Regions from separate parts of the Homo sapiens genome. Here regions 1, 2, 3, 4, 6 and 7 are each linked to region 5. Evidence: chromatin contacts called from ENCODE Hi-C or POLR2A ChIA-PET data. All regions are on one chromosome and are shown on one strand. The core of a region is the stretch at or near the end of the contact, and the rest is flanking DNA. Distances in the headings are between cores, read along the strand shown. Region 1 overlaps TMEM131 (transmembrane protein 131). Region 2 holds the start of PDCL3 (phosducin like 3). Region 3 holds the start of COX5B (cytochrome c oxidase subunit 5B). Region 4 holds the start of TMEM131 (transmembrane protein 131). Region 5 holds the start of TXNDC9 (thioredoxin domain containing 9). Region 6 overlaps CHST10 (carbohydrate sulfotransferase 10). Region 7 has its middle 17 kb from the start of TMEM131.

Region 1 (2,700 bases), core at 187-2,686, 1.4 Mb after region 5:
ATAGAGTGTACCTACACAAACCTAGGTGGTATAGCCTACTACATACCTAAGGTATATGATACAGCCTATTGCTCCTAGACTGCAAGCCTGTACAACATGTTACTATACTGAATACTGTAGGCAGTTGTAACACAATGGCAAGTTTTCGTGTATCTAAACATAGAAAAGGGTACAGTAAATACAGTATTATAATCTTATGGAGCCACCATCATCTATGCAGTCCATCGTTGACCAAAACATTACATGGTACATGACTGCATTTAAATACTTTGTTTTAACAGTCAGCCTATTTAGGTTTATCATATAGGTCCTGACTAGGGCCTGCTGTTTTGGGCTATAGTTCCAGTAATAGCTTAGTTTTTAGAGCATTTGCAGTGCGAGCTTCAGAGTTTTAGTGATTTTCTGATACTGAAGCTGCTAAGAGTAGTTGGTGGTTCTTGAGCATTAGTTCTACATTTTATAACTGAAGTTTACAGATCTTTTTAGATGACTTAGATTCTTTAGGATAAGGTGAAAATTAATTATGGTATTTTGTCTTTAGCTATAAAATTAATTTTGAAAAACCTTTCTGGCTCATCTTTTTAGATGTATGGTATATATCCTGCACATCTGAATTACATAGGATTATATTTTGAGTTTTAGTAAACAACATGGGCATTAGCTTCTTTAGGAAGTTGATGATATTGAGTGGTCTTGATAAAATTAAAATATGGTTTATATGAGTTCCCTTGTACTTCTAATGTGGCAAGAAGACAAGTATATGTTACATTTTTCAGATAATAAAACTAATGAGGGAAGAAACAAAGCTTTGATCATAAAATGTCTTTAAGCTCGAAGGGACCCATGTGGACCTAGTCCAGGATGTTTTAAAATTGCTATTGAGCCCTTTGTTGAAACAAAATATTGAGCAAGTGTAACTGTAAAAGAGATATTGATGTATTTAACAATGTTGAATTCTAAAATAGCAGTGTCTTTTTTTTTTTTTTTTTTAAGACAGGGTCTTGTTCTGTCACCCAAGCTGGAGTGCATTGGCACTATCTCAGCCCACTGCAACCTCTGCCCCCTGGGCTCAAGCACAATGTCATTATCCTAACCAGAATTTCTTATCTTATGTTTTTCAGACTTGCTTCTAGGCACAGATTATTGACAAGCAAACCAGGAACTTTTACAGATTGTGATAAGAATTAAGATAGGGAATATAATAGAGGATAACTGGGCTGCTCTGAGAAGCCAAGGAGGGCCACACTGTGAGTGGGGTCAAGGCTGAGACTTGAAGGAGGAGAAGATGCCAGCCATAACAACAGCATGCTAGGCAAGGTGACTCTGTAACACAGCTTTGGGGACCCTCCTGAGGCCTGCCTGTGTGGCCCTTTCTTCTGTTCCTAGTTTTTGTAGAAGAAAGTTTAAAAATCGCTGATTTGACTAGTCCAGCCTTCTCCTTTTGTGGGTGAGGAGATTGTGAAGGCTAGAAGGTAAAGATATGCAATGACAACCTAGGTTCCTAATGCCTGATACCACCCCCCACAATATGGCATAAATTTTTCTACTAGTTATTTACAGCATTTGTTTTTTTCATGAGTTATTTTAGATGTATTAAAATTGCAAATTATATTTATTCATCAGTTGTAATATTCAGAAAAATACCTTCACCTAAAAGAAAAACAAAAACTTAGTAGACAAAGATTTGTCTTTAAAGTGAAAGATATTTTTAATCTTAACTAAATGAAATAGGGAAGTAAACAGTTTGTGAACTTCTGTTTTGAAAGCAAGTGTTCCTATTTTGAAACAACTGACACATTGACATTTTTACACTGATTATAAATGGCTTTGTTACTCACAGACAGCTTAGAGATGTGGGTCGGTGTGAGGAGCTTAAAGTAGATCTTACTGAGCCCAGCTTCAGAGTAAATATGAGTAGAATCGTAAAAGCCAGAAATGTAAATCCTTTTCTTTCCTTTGTAAATCTTCCTTTCCTCACTTATTGTCAGAAATATATGCCCAATTAAAAAAATTTGGTTGCTAAAAGGTGCTGTTAGTCATGAGCATTCTGTAAAGTTTATTTTGAAAATAAATAGGGATGGGTTTAGAAGCACAGATTCACATTGCCAGAATTCATACTTTTCTCTAGCCACTTTCTTGCTAAGTATATCTCTCTGTGTGTATTTCTTTACCTTAAAATGGATCATAATGTCTGTGTCATAGGGTTAGTTTGAATATTAACAACAGTGATCAGTAATTATTAGTTTATTTTTATTTCAATTACAGTTGTTTGATGCTTGAACTAGGGAACATCAGGAAAGTTTGGGATTCATTAACAGCATAAAATTAGGGGAAATATTTTTGGGAGAGGAAGCTGTTACTAGTTCTGGTTTTGAATCTGGAGATGTGATAACTTGACTGACTTTTGTTACATTTTATATTTTATAGCTTAATAACTGCATGTGAAATGATTAAGTCTGTATCTAGTGTTCTGTTTTTTGAGGCATATAATTGAAAGGTATTATAATTGGCTGTTTAAAGCAAAATACGTTAATTTGTTTTATGCCAGAGTTGAATCCTATTTATCTCTACATCTTTTAAGGAAAGCCAGTGATGTGTAACATAGTATTTTCCTTTTGAGACTTTATAATCAGCTGCTGTTATTAATTTTTTTAACTAACATTCATATTTTTAACATAACTCATACTTTTTAAAATATGA
Region 2 (2,700 bases), core at 100-2,599, 1.2 Mb before region 5:
CTGGGCGACAGAGCAAGACTCTGTCTCAAAAAGAAACAAACAAACAAACAAACAAAAAGAGCAGAATCCTTTCTACAGGGTGGTCAGGGAAGGCCTCAAGGGACCTGAAGGACAGGGAATGCAAAGGAGGCCAGGGCAGCCCTCAAGCTACCACTTCACCATTTAAGAGTGTCTAGGCCAGGTGCGGTGGCTCATCCTGTAATCCCAACACTTTGGGAGGCTGAGGCTGGGCAACATAGGGAGACCCCATCTGCACAAAAAATTAGCCCAGAGTGGTGGGTGCACGCCTGTGGTCCCAGCTACTCCGGAGGCTGACAAGGGAGGATGGCTTAGCCCCGGGAGGTCGAGGTTGCAGTGAGCTGTGACAGAGCCACTGCACTCCAGCCTGGGCAACAGAGCAAGACCCGGTCTCAAAAAAAAAAAAAACAGTGTCTGGCTCCTGGCAGACACGCCCTCCCCTCCAGCCCCTAATGCCTCCCTCCCCAGCAAAACCCGCACCCTCTCCTCTCCATCTGCCACTAAGCAGAGATTAGAATTTCTGACCACTGCGGGATCTTTGGACAGTGACAAAATTTAGTTGGCATAGGTTTTCACCCACAATAGTGCCCATTTCCATGGTGTTTTCATTCATTCTCCTTAGGCTTTAACCAAATTCCGCTAGTAAATTGCAGCTACAGAAAAATAATTTATTTTACCTATTTTAATAAAAAAAAAAAAAAGGACGAAACAGAGGGACCCTCGCGGGGAGCTCTGGAACCCGAGCGGTCAGATAGGGAACACGCCCCAAGCGGATCCCAGGGCTCGGGGGAAGAGGGTGTAACTAAGCCCTCACCTGGCTCTCAGTGGAGCCAGGAACACCGGCTGTGGCGCTGCTTTACGTGCGGAAGACCCCAGGCCGGACCCTCCGCTTCCTAACACCTCTGCCCAGGTGTGCCTTAGGGGAGTTCAGGAGAGGAGGTAACTTTTGTTAGGCGGGATCCGGCAAGACCTTCACAGGCCCGGGTGGGTAGAGACCGCGAGAAGACATAGTCCCGGAGGACGAGGTTTGGGGGACCCGGCACACCGAGGCGGGGACGCCCAGGCCGTGGGTCCTGGTGGGACCACGCCCGCCTCCCGCACTGCGCCTGCGCAGGGCCTGGACGCGCCGGGCCTCCCTCGTGCCTGCGGCGCCGGAGCTTCCCCCAGGGCGGGCGTCCACTGCCCGCCCGGGCCTAACGAGACAAAGGAACGGGCCGCAGCCCCCAGACCCGAGACCCGTCCTAGCTCACCTGCATCTTGTTTCCAGTTCAGTTGCTCAAACCAGCTGTGCCGCAGCGCCCCCGCCCCTCAGCTCTCTTTTGTGCACGCGCACAGCGCCGCCACGCCTCTTCCCCCAGCCCAGCCTTCGCCCCGCCCAGGGACGAGCGGCGGGGAGTAAGGGCGGAAGCAACAGCCTTGAGTCTGCGCCTGCTCTTCAAGGAACTGGCACAGAAGCGTTCGCATGCGCCAGATAGGATCTGCCTACTGTCCTGCTCGGAGTGCACTTGACCTGGTTCTAATTCTGGTGGCTGCCTTATTAGGGCTGGTCTTCAGCGGAGGAGGGGTGGGGCTGGGTGGAGGAGGAGCCCGGGGCCGTGTGCCTTTTCCAGCTGCCGGCCCAAACCTGTAAAGACGTCTCGCTCTGACTAGCCTAACAAGTCAGAAATAGAAAATTGCCTCTAGGCCGGGCGCGGTGGCACACGCCTGTGATCCCAGGCCGAGGCGGGCGGATCACTTGAGGTCAGGAGTTCGAGATCAGCCTGGCCAACATGGTGAAACCCCGTCTCTACTAAAAATACAAAAAAATTAGCCGGGCGTAGTGGTGGTTGCCTGTAATCCCAGCTACTCTGGAGGCTGAGGCAGAAGAATTGCTTGAACGGGGGAGGCGGAGCTTGCAGTGAGCTGAGATCTCTCCACTGCACTCCAGCCTGGGTTACAGAGCGAGACTCCGTCTTAAATAAATAAATAAATAAAAATGATGCAGGGTCTTCTGGAATTCACCCACGATCACTTCAGCCTTGGAAAAGGCAACTCATTAATAAGACATTGAGAGCCTGCTGTGTACCAGGCACCATTCTAGGCTCTGCAGATGCAGCAGTGAGCAAAACACTAAAACAAAGGTGAAAGTCATCTGCCGTGCCTGAGTATCAGGAGACCCATGTATGCAGGCACACAGGCACTGAGCAAAAAGCAGCAATCTGACTTGTAAAATGCAGGTATTGGGCTCCAGAGCTTCTGCCCAGGCACACTCCAAGTTTAAGAGAGCAATATTCCTACCTGGTATGGAAGGAAGCATCTTGCACACGTGGGCTAACTTGCTGCCTCCTGGCAACTAAGCGGACACAGAGAGTAGAGACCCACACACCTGTGAGATAGGCGCAGGGCTTCCAACCGTGGCTATGCATTAGAATCACCTGGAAGCCCTCAAAAACTAGGAATGTCCTGGGGCTCCATCCCCAGACAAATTAAATCCTTGGAAATGAGGCCTAGCACAGATACTTTCTTAAAGATCCTCAGGTGATGCTAAAGTGCACAGTCGTTGATATAGAGTGAATCAAATGATTGCTTGAGAGCAAGGAGTTTTTATTTAATTTATAAGGATCCTTAAGATTTTTCTCACTCATTTCAACTGAATTACAGGCCCTTTTAGGGATTTATTAATGTATCTGGCAGCACAATGTT
Region 3 (2,700 bases), core at 113-2,612, 1.7 Mb after region 5:
TTGTTGGAGATGGAGGGGACTAAATTAGGGTCTTCCCTGGTGCCTGAAGCTCCCTTTGGGGCCAGTACATTGTATGGGTCCTGAAGAAAAAACAAAAAACAAAACAAAACAAAAAAAACAAGAATTGAACCATTAGGCCAAATAAGCCCTACCTTCCAGAAGCTCAGGGGACTGTTCCTACAAGCCAAGTTTCCTGTATCAAATACTCCCAGAGAGGAGACCACTATGAACACATCCAAGGCCATAAGTTACACAGAAGACACAGAAGGGAGTTTCTCCTTACCAGTCCCTTCTTTGCAGCCAGCATGATCTCCCTCTCCAACCCAGTCGCCTGCTCTTCATCAGTGGGAACACCACCTAAAGGAAGATAACGTGAATTATGACGCTGACTGAAATGACTGATAGAAAAACTACAAACAGAAATGATCAAGGAAAATGGTGCCCCGAAACTTCTGTATAAGTTTTAGCGGGCTCACAAGCTCCTAAAGGCTACTCATATCCATGGTCCCCTAAGAACCACCAAGTACCCATCCACACAAGCGGCAGCACTCGGGGGAGCTTTTTTTTTCTTTTTTGAGACGGAGTTTTGCTCTTGTTGCCCAGGCTGGAGTGCAATGGCGCGATGTTGGCTCACGGGAACCTCCGCCTCCCGGGTTTAAGCGATTCTCCTGCCTCAGCCTCCCGAGTAGCTGGGACTACAGGCGCGCGCCACCACGCCCGGCTAATTTTTGTATTTTTAGTAGAAACGGGGTTTTACCATGTTGGCCAGGCTGGTCTTGAGCTCCTGACCTCAGGGGATCTGTCCGCCTCGGCCTCCCAAAGTGCTGGGATTACAGTTGTGAGCCACCGCGCCCGGCCTATGAGCTTTTCTTTCTCCAACCACCGAGGCAAATTTGTCGACATTTGTCTAAAAGCATGTAGAACCCACTCTGCTTGAGGTGGGCGCAGGTTTGAAGGGAGGCCGGACCCCTCCCCATCCCGGTGGCAGCCCCGGTCCCTCCCAAGGTCACCCGGCACCTCCGTTTAGGATACTTTCGCAGCGGAGTGAGTTCGGGGAGCGGCAGGAGCAGCGGTCCAGAATTACAGGGAGATGCCTGCAGAGCCTGAGGCACTGGGGACCGTAAAGCGGCCACTGGGACCTCGAGAAGCTGCACGAGCCGCGCCGCTTTGCCGCCCTGGGACCACCCTGGGAGGGCAACACTCTGGTCCCTGGCACGCCCGGAGACCCGAGTACCTCCAGATGCCATGGAGCGCATCGCGGCCGCGCCACTGGGGCCGCGAGCCCTCAGGGCCTGCGCGGCCAGCGTTCCAGCTCCGCGAAGTAACCTTGAAGCCATTGCGTCCGCGACTAGCAGCAAAACTTCCGGGAACAAGCTGCAGAGACAGGAGGGACTTCCGGGGGCGGGCTTCTTTCTCCTCTCGGTCAGCTTTCGGCTTCCTCCCAGCCCTCGAGCCCGCCCACTCCCAAGACTGTGGCGGGGGCGGAAATTGCGCATGCCCAGCTCTGCCTCTTTCTGCACCGCGTAGTGGCTGAGGCTTGGGGGCGGGGTTGCCTTTAATAACGCTGGGAGGTGGGAAAGTCTTTTTGGTCCCTGGAGTTGAGCGGCTGAACCACATTGGAGTTCCTGTGGGTCTGGCCCCGTAGTCGTGTTCAGCAAACGTGGAGGCTGCTAATGGAAGCTATTAGGTCCCCGTCTGTGAAGAGACTTACTGAACCCCAAATGATTTGAATTTAGAAGTGGGCTCCTAAAGATCACTGCGTTCCTTACTAGGCTGGTTAGTGGCAGGGCTGGTTCTGGCAGTGCGTGGGCCGTCGCGAGCGTGTCGCATTGGACGGGACCTACCTGCAGTCCTGGCCCAGTTTCGTGTTAGAGTTGTACTGTGTGTGGGAGGCGCGGAGGTCCCGGCCTGGGGAGGAGGACAGGGCCGGGGGCGGGACCCCCTACCAGGACCAAGGCCCTGGTGATGTGAAGGAAGTGGCCACTCTTTTTCGAGGCTACTAAGGGAGGAGGAGCAGGAAGGGGAGTTGATAATAGGAAATGGAGTTAGAGCCTGCTGTGACTGGAGTTCCTTGTTTGAAACGGAAAACATATTCCGTCCATGGCTTCCCGTTGCCCATAGGCTAAGATGTGCAAATTTCTTAGGGTGAGCTTTAGTCAGTATAGCCCTGTGACAGGCTAGCTGCATGCGGTATCTGAGTTTCCCTACCAGATAGAAAAATCCCCTTAGAGTGGGAATTAATGCTCATCATTGAATCTTCAATGCCTTGCAGAGGTCTGGTATATAGTAGGATCCAGTAATTTTAGTAAATTTACTACTTGGATAGAGTATACAAAACCAGTTTATAGGGCTTTTCCTGGCCCAGTGAGGTCAATTGGAGGCAACATGGGGAGAGTTGAAGGCTTAGGTGCTCCCGCCTGTCTCATGCAGGCTACGGTATTTTCAAAAGGACGTGGTGGAGCGTTGCTTCACAGGAGCACGTCTGGTCTTCCTGGGTGCCCCCTCCACCAATTAAAAAAAAAAAAAAAAAAACCCTGTATTCTAAGGCCAAAATTTCTTTAAAGGTGGTTTTTGCTTTGAATGGCTTCACTGTTACTCCCTTCTCCCTCACCTCCACTGCAACCCCTCCAAGTTGAATTGGGCGAAAATTCTGAGGATCTGTAGTTAATTTGCAACTGTGGTTAAGGTCTTAGGCAGGAG
Region 4 (2,700 bases), core at 47-2,546, 1.3 Mb after region 5:
GACGTACTGTGGGCAGACTTGGCCTTACACATATATCGACTCACTCAACAAATACAGCTAAGGAAAGTAAAATGTCTCTGGGCTACAAGCTGGGAGGAAGTTACTAAGATGAGTAAAGAAGGACCCCCTCCAAGAGCTTAAATTAAGTCTTGGAGACAACAGCCATGCGCACCAAGAAGCTCAACCTAAGATGAAAAGGGCATCTAAGAGGCGCGAGATGGCTCGTGAAGGTAACAGACGTCTTAAGAATTTTTCCGGGCCCAGCACAGTGGCTCACGCCTGTGATCCCAGCACTCTGGAAGGCCGAGGAAGGCGGACTGCTTGAGCCCAGGAGTTCGAGACCTGCTCGGCCAACATAGTGAGACAGCGTTTCTTAAAAGAAAAAGAAAAATTGGCGTGGCGTGGTGGCGGGTGCCTGTAGTCCCAGACCGCACCACTGCACTCCAGCCTGGGCGGCAGAACCAGACCCTGTCTCAAAAATAAATAAATAATTAAAAAATAAAGAAAAGAAAAAAAAGAATTCTTCCTCGAGAGAGGAAGCCGGCTACTGGATATTCTAAAGAGCAGTCTGTTTGCCCCTGCCTTCTCCATCCAGAGTCACCGACGCTTTCTGCACACGAGGTGTTCCGCGCCAATGTGGGCACAAGCCAAGGCAAGAGGACTCCATCAAGCTCCTCCTGGGTACCATGATTTGGAAGACCCAAGGATGAGTTCAGCGGGCCACCATCCTCAAGGAAGCACCATCAAGAACTGAGTCAGGCCCGGGGTATTCTCGACGTCAAAGCGGTCGAGAGGTGGGGGTGCCACCAGGAAGAGTCACTGGAACGGACCTTCCGCGCTCGTCTCGCGGTCTGTATGCGCACTCACACCCCTGGAAGGCTCTACCACTGTAGGACAGAGCACGGAGGATTGCCCAGGCGCCGGAGAAGAGGTTAGCGCCCCGCAACTCCGCCCCTGCCCCGCCCACGCAACGCGGCGGCTGCGCGGCGAGGCCGCCCCGTCTCCACGTGATTGCCGACACCGCCTCCGCGAAGCAGAAGCCGCCATCATAAGTCCTGGCAGCTGGACCTGGGCCTGCCTCCCTCCTTCTCCTGCGCCAGGTAGCGGTAACGGGCTGGGGTTGTTCTGTCCTGGTTCTGTCTGGCCGTGAAGCCGCAGGCCTCCGAGAGCGGGACGAGGAGGTGGGGCCCAGGGGGCTCCGGGGCGGACAGACTGACCGCCGGACAGCCCAGGTGTCGGCACAGCGTGGGCGGTGCCCAGAGCCGCGCCCCGCCCCTCGCAGGCCAGCGCTCAGGGCTCGCGGGCCGTGCCCGTTTCCAGTATGGCCGCCCGCCGCGCCTGACCCGCGGCCTCTCCGCTCCGACTGCTTGTAGGCGATGCCCAGGCAAAGACCGTGACTGACACTCTCGCTCACACGCACGCACGGACCCAGGCCCACGCTCGGAGATCGAGCCCCGGGCTCGCAACCGTTGTCGCTCCCGGCGCCGCGGCCAGAGCCCGGACCACGGCTTCCGCGCCGCCGCCGCCTCGCCGAGAAGGGCCGCGCCGGACCTCGAGCGCGGCGGCCCCCGGCCGGCAGGGATGGGGAAGCGGGCGGGAGGAGGAGCAACCGGAGCCACCACCGCCGCCGTCTCCACGTCCGCCGGGGCCGGGCTGGAACCTGCGGCCGCCCGTAGCGGGGGCCCGCGGAGCGCGGCCGCCGGCCTCCTAGGCGCGCTGCACCTGGTGATGACCCTCGTAGTGGCTGCGGCGCGGGCCGAGAAGGAAGGTGGGTGTCCCCCGGCGGCGTCCCTGCGGCGGGGCTGTCACCCCGCTCTCGCGGAGGCCGGGAGGGCTGGGCCGGGAGGAAGGGCCGCGGCCGGGGCTCCGGCGCAAAGTTGGGCGGTCGGGTACCGTCCCGAGCCGGGACCTCGCGGCGCCCGCCGCACGGAGTGGCCTTCGCTCTCCGTGATTCCTTCCCGTGCCTTCCCCCGTCTCCTGTCACTGCCATTTCAAAACTTCCTGACTTCTCGTACGTTCTTGCCACTTGGCCCGCTAGGTAGGAGGGGCATATTTTTTGGCTTTATTGCGGCGAATAGGTACATTTTAGGACACTTCTGTTTTCTTGGTTGCGGTTGGTTGCATGCAGACAGAGCTTACTTTAAAATGTGGTAAAAATAGCGAGACACAGCTTAAAAAATTTCACTTTGAATTTGTTCAGACATTTCTTCGAGGGGAAATCTTGGTCCTGTAGCTTCCTCCTTTAGTGTCTCTGCGTTATTGATAACTTTATTATTAGACCTAAATACAATTCCATTTAACTCTTTAGTAAGCTGTTGAAAGCCTGTTTACATTTCTTATTTTAAAATACGTGATTCGGTGCCTTTATCTTTGATGTGAAAGCCTTTAAAAATAAACGTGAAGTTGCCAGCTTGCAAGCATTTATCTATAATTTACAGTTAAGGGCTGGCCCCTATTTTAAAAATCTCATTAGTATTGTACTGCTGCAAAACGGGTACTTGGACAGGGTCAAAAATTATTTTGTAATCTTGAAGACCAAATCAGTGTAATTTCATCTACACTACCTCTTTTTGAGCCAAGGGACATGTGAATGGTCACAGAGCCTTCATGAAGAATTGACTAAGTGAATAGTTTAAAAAAAAAACAAACCACGCAAAACTTGTTAGTTTAGCATTGCACATGAAACTGCCTGTACAAGAA
Region 5 (2,700 bases), core at 162-2,661:
GGCTTGGGCCCGCTCCGCACACTCTGGGCCCAGGCCTGGTACCCCGCGAAGCTCATCGCGAGCCCAGACCCCGGTCCGACGCCGCGCCCGGCGAGACCCGCACACTCCACTGAGCCACGGCGGCCGCCGCCGTACGGACCCAACCCCTATCTACCTGTCTTCGCTCTTGTTTTTCTGTTTCTTCCCCATTGCTTGTCAATGGCGCTCGTGGCCCCAGCCCCTCTATTCGGTCTCTCACAGACCCACTGTCTCCCGGCTGACTTTGGTCTCCGCTCAGCTCTTTTCCCCTCGTGCTGCCGCCGCTCGCACCCGGCTCTCCACAGACCCGCGCACTGGAACAGGACACATATGGTGTGAGTTCTCAGTGCGCAAGCGCATCGCCCAGCCGCCTCGGCGTGAGGACGCAGGGCGCGGCTCATCGAGAGCTGCGCTTCGGGTAGAGCGTCTCCGGTTGACCGGCCGACCAGGCAGCAGCCCGAGCGCCCCCTGCCCTCAAGCGTCCGCCACGAGCCGACACCCGCGGGTTTTCCACGTTCTAGAACCCGGAGGTGGACAATGAAGCTGTCAATTTCGCCACCTCACCCCTCTCCCAACGGGGAACGCACGCTTCGGTTCAGGAGTGGGCTTTGGGCTTCCCTTTATATCTTTGTATTCTCAGCCGCACGAAGTTCAGTAAAGAACCACAACGAACCAATAGAGTCCTCTGGGGGTTTGCGAGAGAGATAAATTCAGGACAAAATAGGGACCTCTCAGTAACATCCATGCATTATGCATTATGTACAGTCACTGAATAAAACAGAACAGGACACAGCCGATCAATTCCCTAACATAGGTCTTCAGCTTCACCCTCAAAGCGAGGGCGAGTTCTAAAAATTCCTGTGTTTCGAAGAGTCAAGAGGGGACCTACAGGGGTGGTGGAAAATGTTCTATATCTGGATCTGGCCGGTGATATTTTGGGTTTTAACTATGCAAAAGTTAATTGTGCTGTATATGTTTATGCCTCGACTTTAGGAAAAATGTTAACAAAAGAAAACAAAAAAAAGAAAAATGTTCATTCAACACTAACAGAATGGAAACGCAGTTCAAGCGTCACGGCTGAGCGAGAGCACAGCTGTCTCATTTCCAGTCTGGCGCACTGGACCGTGAATACTGAAGCACGCTCCTGAGAAAGTCCGGCCACGACAGCCTGCGCACTAAGAAACTGCAACTCCCACAATGCTTTGCGGCCTTCCAGTTCGGCCGTGTACCCGGAGGAAAGCAAGGGTCGGACACCTTGGGTTCCGGGCTGCTGGGCGGGAGGCGCACGCGCAGAACTGTTCGCCACCCGACCGCCCGCCCCTTCCTCTGGCGTCCAAGGTGATATCGCGCGAGGTTCGCAGCCAATAAGGAGGCGGATGTGACGGCCCGTTTGCAGCCGCCGGCAGCTACTGCAAGGCAAAAGCCGGAGTGGACGTGTCTTTTGAAACTGCTGCTCTTTCACTTCTCAGGCGTCACCGAGAGCTCAGGTGAGGCAGAGGGTAGTGAGAAGAATCCGACCACCACGTCCGGGTGCTGGTGAACATTCTGCTGCTCCACATCCGGAGCGGAGGAGGGGCGCGGCCCCAGCACCGGTGTCGGTGTCCTGGCAGAGGCTCTTGCGCAAGCGCACCAGGAGGCGTCGAAGTTGGGGCCACCGGGACTGTGCTTTCCTCTGTTTCCCCGGGCGCAGGGAGTGGCCGGCTTGCCATTGGGGAGGTACCTGGGGTTCAGTTAAGGACCAGGCCCCTTGATTGTTTTGGCGGATACCTGTAAGGGTGTCCAGGAAATGACTAGGGAATTTGAGGACGCGCTGTGTCCCGTCCCACCCTTCCAGCGGAGCTGTAAAAAGGAAGAATCAGAGGCTGTGGTTTGAAAAATGAAAAGCTAACGAGGGGTTGCATCGTCTCTTTACCCCATTCTCAATGCTCTGACCACCAACACCTACACCCAGAATAGCTCTTCTTAATCTCGTCTTTTTCCAGTTATCCCATAATTAAATTCTGGGCTCATTCTATAAAGTTCCAGGGTAGGCATTCTCTGTGCTTATCCCTGGAGCACAGCTTCCAACGTTCAATTCAGTATCTTATTATCTTCTCCTTCCAGCCCCCTCACTGAGGGTCACAGTCCTACTGACATTTTTCTTGGGCGATAGGGAGCGTGGAAATCTTTGCTGTGTTTGAAATACAGCACCTTTCCAATTTTATAGCACTCACGAGGAGCTTACAATTTGGTTTTTTAGACTCAAATACTTTTGAAACTTAACAGTGTAGTAATTTGAACAGAAGTCAGGCACGTGTTCATTCAACGTTAAATACATGTTTATTGAGTACCTGCTGTGTTCTATGGAGATACAAAGATGAAATCAAGTATGCTTTTCAAATCCTTTTCCTGTAAAGAAAAAGGAATCAGAATTGAAGTTTGCAAGAATATTTCTCTTCAGCTCAACGTTTATAGAGGGCCTGTGTGGGTCAGAATCTGTGTCAGAAGCTGAGTGAATGAATTCACAGTTTGTTGTGAAGTTTGGGGTGCTTCAGTATTATTTGCAAATGTATCATAGTTCATTGATATGCAACAGCCTCCTGCTTTGATAGGCAAATTATAAATCATTTCTGCAGTAATAACCCTGAGATACACATAAACTTGCCCTCTAATTGTTGGTATAAAATTTCTCGTACAAAATAC
Region 6 (2,700 bases), core at 123-2,622, 1.1 Mb before region 5:
CTAAGGGGCGTACTGGAGCAGCCAACCTGCCTTCCTTTCCGTTTACTTCCCAGGAGCATTTTCTTCCATTGAGGAGATCCCCGAAAACGTGGTGCACGACCACGAGAAGAACGGCCTTCCTCGGCTCTCTTCCTTCAGTGATGCAGAAATTCAGAAGCGGTGAGAACAGCTTCCTCAAAGGGGAGGGGGGAGTTTTTGTAAACCTGAGAAGAAATTTGGGGAAAACCCCAGGCTGAGTTCTGTACTTGGCAGATTGATCGGAGGACCACAGAGGGCTGTCGGTTTGCATCAGTGAGAGGCAGCTAAGCTACACCCCCCATTCGGCGCCTCAAAACTCTCAGTTCCTTCTGAGAATTTCCAGCCTTACCTTCACACAGTCCATTAACATGAAGGTGACATCATTTTGTTAATAGAAATTAGCAGGCAACTTTGTTCTGCTTTGGTAAAGTTTTATAGATTGCTTGCTGAATATGATCTTTTCTTTATAAGAAAGGGATTTGGATTGCAGAGATCTCACTGAGTATTTGATTCTCCCAGAGGCATTGTGCCCACTGCTGTGGGAGCTGCCCCTGCAGTGGTTGTGTGGGCTGCATCCAGCATGGGCAGGGTAGAGAGACGGAACCCCTGATCGCAGCAAGGACGGAGTCCAGGCTGGGCGCAGTGGCTCATGCCTGTAATACCAGCACTTTGGGAGGCCGAGGTGGGCGGATCATTTGAAGTCAGGAGTTCAAGACAAGTGTGACTGACAGAAACCCCGTTTCTACTAAAAAAAAAAAAATAGCCCGCTGTGGTGGCACACACGTGTAGTCCTAGCTACTCAGGAGGCTGAAGCAGGAGAATCGCTTGAACCCTGGAGGCAAGGGTTGCAGTGAGCCAAGATCTGGCCACCGTACTCTAGCTGGGGCGACAGAGCAAGACTCTGTCTCAAAAAAAAAAAAAAAGAAGATGGAGTCCTTAGCTAATAGATGAGAAAGTTCTCATGTAGTAGCTCTCAGGTGGCCCAGGAGAGCAAGGCTGAAAAGGAGTGAGGATGCAAAAGCAGCGGCTCACGTCAGGTCACCAGCTGGATTTTGCCTCCTGGGTCTGCAGCCACCTGCCTTGCATGGCGCCTGACCTGCATGGCACCTGCCCATCCTTACAACCCTTACCAGAGATGCTCCTGGTGAGGAGTGTCCTGCTGTTGCCCTGAGCACTCATGGGGCTTTTGTGAGACTCAGTGAGTGAAGACACGGCAAAGCACAGAGAGCAGTTTCTGGCCTGTCGTAATCACACCGTGTTCTGTGATGTCACTGTTGTCATCGTCTTTGTCATCGTCACTGCTGCCGGCCCTCCTCCCCAGGGCCATGCTCTGCTGCCGCCCGCTTGCAGCTCACCCAGACCTGCTCCTGCCCTCTGGAGCGTGAAGCCTGACTCTCTGTTTTCTCTTGCCCCCCTTCCCCTGGCAATTTGAATTGAACTTTTAAAAATATGCCCTTAAAGTAACTTTCCCTGGCACCATCTATTCCTGACTCAGAGTTCCTGCCCTTATGATTTTCTGCCCAGGAACAAAATTTGTAAACATTCTTGAAGTTTTGAATCATTCAAGTAAAACAGAAGGTAGATTAAATAGATGTCTTCACAGTGACTGCCTACAATGAGTACTGTGGCCTTGGACAGGTAAGGTTTTCCAAGCCTCTGTTTTCTCACCTGCAAAGTGTGGTAATAACAGGATTAATCCACAGGATCTTGGAGTAGATTAAGAGACGTGTGGAATGCATTCATGGCAGCCTCGGCACGTGAGGGTCCCATACACAGTGCTGCACTCCGCTCATTCTTCCCTCTCCCGCCCCCTCAGCTGTGACCTCCTGTGGCATCAAGTTAACCTCTTGTTCGTTTTTTTCCTTAGATTGAAAACATACTTCAAGTTTTTTATTGTAAGAGATCCCTTCGAAAGACTTATTTCTGCATTTAAGGATAAATTTGTTCACAATCCCCGGTTTGAGCCTTGGTACAGGCATGAGATTGCTCCTGGCATCATCAGAAAATACAGGAGGAACCGGACAGAGACCCGGGGGATCCAGTTTGAAGATTTCGTGCGCTACCTCGGCGATCCGAACCACAGATGGCTAGACCTTCAGTTTGGGGACCACATCATTCACTGGGTGACGTATGTAGAGCTCTGTGCTCCCTGTGAGATAATGTACAGTGTGATTGGACACCACGAGACCCTGGAGGACGATGCCCCATACATCTTAAAAGAGGCTGGCATTGACCACCTGGTGTCATACCCGACTATCCCTCCGGGCATTACCGTGTATAACAGAACCAAGGTGGAGCACTATTTCCTGGGCATCAGCAAACGAGACATCCGACGCCTGTATGCCCGTTTCGAAGGGGACTTTAAGCTCTTTGGGTACCAGAAACCAGACTTTTTGCTAAACTAATGCATAAGACCTATGAATTCAAATATCTTTATTAGACCTGGGGCTAACCAGGTGAAGATCTGAGCCCAGAAATGACCCTTCCTCCACCACACCCCTCCTTTGAGGACGCCCGGGGTCTCCCACAGGCCTGTGAGTTGCCTCGGCATATGACGCAGAACCCCAACTGTTACAACTTAGTTTGGATGTAAGATGCTCTGAGGACCCTGCCCACACCCCTGCGTGCATTAGGATGTCGCTGGCCTTTGCTCACCTCAGAGGGGAGAAAAGGCTAAAGATT
Region 7 (2,700 bases), core at 184-2,683, 1.3 Mb after region 5:
ATGCATGTGCGTGCATGTAGGGCAGTGGTGTTGGGCATCTTAAATTATCTGCAATCCATCTCCTACTTTTTAGTAATGTACATAAAAGGATAATGAAAGTCTCCCAAAGCAAAAGTTCTCAATCCTAGCTGCAGGTGAGAATACACTGACGCCCAGGCGGGCCCATGTTTAAACTCTCTGGAGAGTGACATCAATGATATAGATGAGTCTGTGTCACGGGGCCTCCTCCTCTGTCCATGTCCTGAAGGAACTCAGCCAGTGTGCCTGCAATACGTGTCAACTGCCTCTCTGAGCATCAAGTCCCGTGAGGGTCCCTGAGCCGTGATGGGGTTGCTGGTCCCCTGCGTTCTCCACCCTCTCGTAATCATGGTTGTGTCCACTGCATGCCCCCAGTCCTGTTGTAAACTTAAGCTTCACCACAGGCAGGGAAGAAAGACACTTTCTCTTTAGACAACTGGCTCGGCTAAAATGTAAATATGACCTTTGGGAACTGCTAACCTGACCACCCGAGGGTTGATTCCAGTAAAAAGAATATCTTCATCATTTTCACTTGCAGAATTACAAAGACATGACAAACATCGCGTTCTGTTTTAAACATCGTCACCCAGAAAGCTTTACCCCGGCTTTGGAGTCAGAGTCTGCTGGGATGTACTTGTTGAAACCACTTCTTTCGCATGTGGGAGGCTACACAAATTCCTGTGGTTTTGGGACCTTCAGTTTCTTCATCGGTAAAAAGAATGAGGGGGCTGGACTGGACTTTTGGCTTGTGGTCCGTGGGATACAGGGTTCAGACCTCCAGGAAACTCTCCAAATCAGGGCCTTTGCAGATAGGACCCAGGCTTTTGTATTTTAAGAAGCCCCCACAGATGATACTGACATACACTGCTGGCTACTGACCTCGATTACTTTAATTCCTAACATTTTATATTAAAACCCCCAGTTTGCAGACAAAGTAAAACAGTGTCTAATAATAGTGCTAAAAATTCCCTCACAAAATTTTAGTACTATGATTCCATTTAAATTGGATTTTTTCAATTATTTAGATAAATAATTAATTTATAATGAAAGAAATCCAAGTACCAACGCTGTATTAACCAATATGGCTCTAATATATATATACTCATCATTTAAGTGAAACAAAGTACTTGGTTTAGGAGGAATACTAATAAGAAATGCCTTAGTTAGGAAATGTTCTAAAACATTCATGATGAAAAAAGGGCAGTGTAGGAGTCTCCAAGCAAAACTACCTCATTTCATTACCAAATCATTAGACCTCAGAATCAGGTCTTACATCAGGGATGAAAATAAAGAACTGAAACTTACCCTGGAATTGAGAACAGAAACTGAAGCCATGGCTAAAAAGCAGAAGATAGCTGTAGAGAAAGCACCTTCTTGTCATAGCACCCAGTGGGTGAGCAAGGAAAAACTGATGAAAGGAAAATCCTGGTGGGCGAGGCTCAGGGTGCCACTGAGTGCTGGTCTCTCTGGCCTGTGTGGAGAGGCAGGAGCACTGTCTCAGCATCTGAGGATGAACTAGACACTACACCCCAGCACAGGTAGGGCGCACCTCAACTCCGACCCCTCACCTCTGGGCAAAGGTGGGGCAGGACTACAACTCTAAAGCTATTAAGTGCCTCATCCTGTCAAAGTCAAGCCTCAGAATAGAAACTGAGTTGACTTATAGAAAAATGAAGTTGTTTTTCCTTGCACATTTGTGGACTGGTACATATATATCCCCGCCACAGAGTCGCTGTGGTCGTTAGCTTTGTTTAACTCTGCTCTTTGGCTCAAATGGAGATCTTGGCATACCCTGAGTACCTTCCGGCTCCTTCTTTTTTTTTTTTTTTTTTTTTTTTTTTTTGAGATGGAGTTTTGCTCTTGTTGCCCAGGCTGGAGTGCAGTGGCGTGATCTCAGCTCACCGCAAACTCCGCCTCCCAGGTTCAAGCAATTCTCCTGCCTCAGCCTCCTGAGTAGATGGGATTACAGGTGTGCGCCACCACCCCAGCTAATTTTGTATTTTTAGTAGAGACGGGGTTTCTCCATGTTGGTCAGGCTGGTCTTGAACTCCCGACCTTAGGTGATCCTCCCACCTCGGCTTCCCAAAGTGCTGGGATTACAGGCGTGAGCCACCGCGCCTGGCCTTCCTGCTCCTTCTACTTCTTCAAGTATAGATTGCTCCTTCCTCCCTCCATTAGCAGTGGGAGAATTTATTCATTCACTCCCTCATTTCATTCATTCGTTCTATAAACACCACATGTCAGAGACAACACAAATGTCAGGCACATGTCAGGCAACACGTCAGGCAACACACATAATAGCAGGAGGCTGCGCATGGTGGCTCATGCCTGTAATCCCAGCACTTTGGGAGGCCAAGGCAGGCATATCACCTGAGGTCAGGAGTTTAAGACCAGCCTGGGGAACATGGTGAAATCTTGTCTCTACTAAAAGTACAAAAATTAGCCAGGTGTGGTGGTGGGTGCCTGTAATCCCAGCTACTCAGGAAGCTGAGGCAGGAAAATCGCTTGAACCCAGGAGGCAGAGCTTGCAGTGAGCCAAGATCATGCCACTGCACTCCAGCCTGGGCAATAAGAGTGAAACTGTGTCTCAAAAAAAAAAAAAAGAAACGGAAAGAAGGAAGGAAGGAAGGAGAGAGAGAGAAAGAAAGGAAGGAAGGAAGGAAGGAAGAAGAAAAAGAAAGA

What was found. A loop is a pair of places that touch in the nucleus more often than their neighbours do. ChIA-PET counts read pairs that join two places held with the same protein, here RNA polymerase II (POLR2A). Pooled maps may share reads with other maps.
Region 1: a loop to region 5 is called in a pooled map, with 4 times the contacts of the local background. The contact joins the enhancer-like site here to the promoter of TXNDC9 in region 5. A Hi-C loop is called at or near these places in 1 of 50 pooled maps. POLR2A ChIA-PET finds 5 or more read pairs at or near these places in 2 of 52 experiments (activated T-cell and naive thymus-derived CD4-positive, alpha-beta T cell).
Region 2: a loop to region 5 is called in a map of CD8-positive, alpha-beta T cell, with 31 times the contacts of the local background. The contact joins the promoter of PDCL3 here to the promoter of TXNDC9 in region 5. A Hi-C loop is called at or near these places in 8 of 168 maps with a recorded cell type or tissue (CD4-positive, alpha-beta memory T cell, CD8-positive, alpha-beta T cell, PC-9 and 4 more), 16 of 37 single-sample maps with no recorded cell type and 28 of 50 pooled maps. POLR2A ChIA-PET finds 5 or more read pairs at or near these places in 2 of 52 experiments (CD4-positive, alpha-beta memory T cell and activated B cell).
Region 3: a loop to region 5 is called in a map of CD8-positive, alpha-beta T cell, with 7 times the contacts of the local background. The contact joins the promoter of COX5B here to the promoter of TXNDC9 in region 5. A Hi-C loop is called at or near these places in 5 of 168 maps with a recorded cell type or tissue (CD4-positive, alpha-beta T cell, CD4-positive, alpha-beta memory T cell, CD8-positive, alpha-beta T cell and 1 more), 2 of 37 single-sample maps with no recorded cell type and 15 of 50 pooled maps. POLR2A ChIA-PET finds 5 or more read pairs at or near these places in 1 of 52 experiments (activated B cell).
Region 4: a map of CD8-positive, alpha-beta T cell shows a loop between it and region 5 (8-fold over the local background). The contact joins the promoter of TMEM131 here to the promoter of TXNDC9 in region 5. A Hi-C loop is called at or near these places in 4 of 168 maps with a recorded cell type or tissue (CD4-positive, alpha-beta T cell, CD4-positive, alpha-beta memory T cell, CD8-positive, alpha-beta T cell and 1 more), 3 of 37 single-sample maps with no recorded cell type and 19 of 50 pooled maps.
Region 6: a loop to region 5 is called in a pooled map, with 10 times the contacts of the local background. The contact joins the enhancer-like site here to the promoter of TXNDC9 in region 5. A Hi-C loop is called at or near these places in 6 of 37 single-sample maps with no recorded cell type and 5 of 50 pooled maps.
Region 7: a loop to region 5 is called in a pooled map, with 16 times the contacts of the local background. The contact joins the enhancer-like site here to the promoter of TXNDC9 in region 5. A Hi-C loop is called at or near these places in 1 of 37 single-sample maps with no recorded cell type and 4 of 50 pooled maps.

What each region holds. Positions count from the first base shown.
Region 1 is chr2:97,930,432-97,933,131 of GRCh38, reverse strand. The region is part of intron 1 of TMEM131 (transmembrane protein 131); the gene reads left to right. Among named protein-coding and RNA genes, the nearest start is that of TMEM131, 64 kb to the left of the region's middle. Within about 2 kb of position 1,436, at least 3 of the 41 ENCODE cell types and tissues checked have a DNase peak (open chromatin) inside an H3K27ac peak, as active enhancers do.
Region 2 is chr2:100,561,642-100,564,341 of GRCh38, reverse strand. It overlaps PDCL3 (phosducin like 3), which reads right to left and starts at 1,349. Exons shown (of 6, transcript NM_024065.5): 1 at 1,269-1,349. The coding sequence starts at 1,274. RefSeq lists a silencer at 1,023-1,362 and an enhancer at 1,808-2,604.
Region 3 is chr2:97,644,724-97,647,423 of GRCh38, reverse strand. COX5B (cytochrome c oxidase subunit 5B) reads right to left here and starts at 1,362. Exons shown (of 4, transcript NM_001862.3): 1 at 1,235-1,362; 2 at 284-357; 3 at 1-80. The coding sequence starts at 1,337. RefSeq lists enhancers at 1,258-1,437, 1,618-1,667, 1,470-2,404.
Region 4 is chr2:97,994,544-97,997,243 of GRCh38, reverse strand. TMEM131 (transmembrane protein 131) reads left to right here and starts at 1,296. Exons shown (of 41, transcript NM_015348.2): 1 at 1,296-1,768. The coding sequence starts at 1,582. RefSeq lists enhancers at 587-866, 1,037-1,550 and silencers at 1,087-1,336, 1,447-2,006.
Region 5 is chr2:99,335,044-99,337,743 of GRCh38, reverse strand. TXNDC9 (thioredoxin domain containing 9) reads left to right here and starts at 1,411. Exons shown (of 5, transcript NM_005783.4): 1 at 1,411-1,505. EIF5B (eukaryotic translation initiation factor 5B) reads right to left here and starts at 355. Exons shown (of 24, transcript NM_015904.4): 1 at 155-355. The coding sequence starts at 189. RefSeq lists a silencer at 1-86 and enhancers at 157-266, 1-474, 487-596, 617-696, 707-756 and 4 more.
Region 6 is chr2:100,392,968-100,395,667 of GRCh38, reverse strand. CHST10 (carbohydrate sulfotransferase 10) reads left to right here. Exons shown (of 7, transcript NM_004854.5): 6 at 54-159; 7 at 1,886-2,700. The coding sequence ends at 2,423. Among named protein-coding and RNA genes, the nearest start is that of CHST10, 23 kb to the left of the region's middle. RefSeq lists enhancers at 1-207, 378-637, 908-1,017, 1,588-1,657. Within about 2 kb of position 1,372, at least 3 of the 41 ENCODE cell types and tissues checked have a DNase peak (open chromatin) inside an H3K27ac peak, as active enhancers do.
Region 7 is chr2:98,011,509-98,014,208 of GRCh38, reverse strand. No RefSeq gene overlaps it. Among named protein-coding and RNA genes, the nearest start is that of TMEM131, 17 kb to the right of the region's middle. RefSeq lists an enhancer at 1,178-1,637. Within about 2 kb of position 1,433, at least 5 of the 41 ENCODE cell types and tissues checked have a DNase peak (open chromatin) inside an H3K27ac peak, as active enhancers do.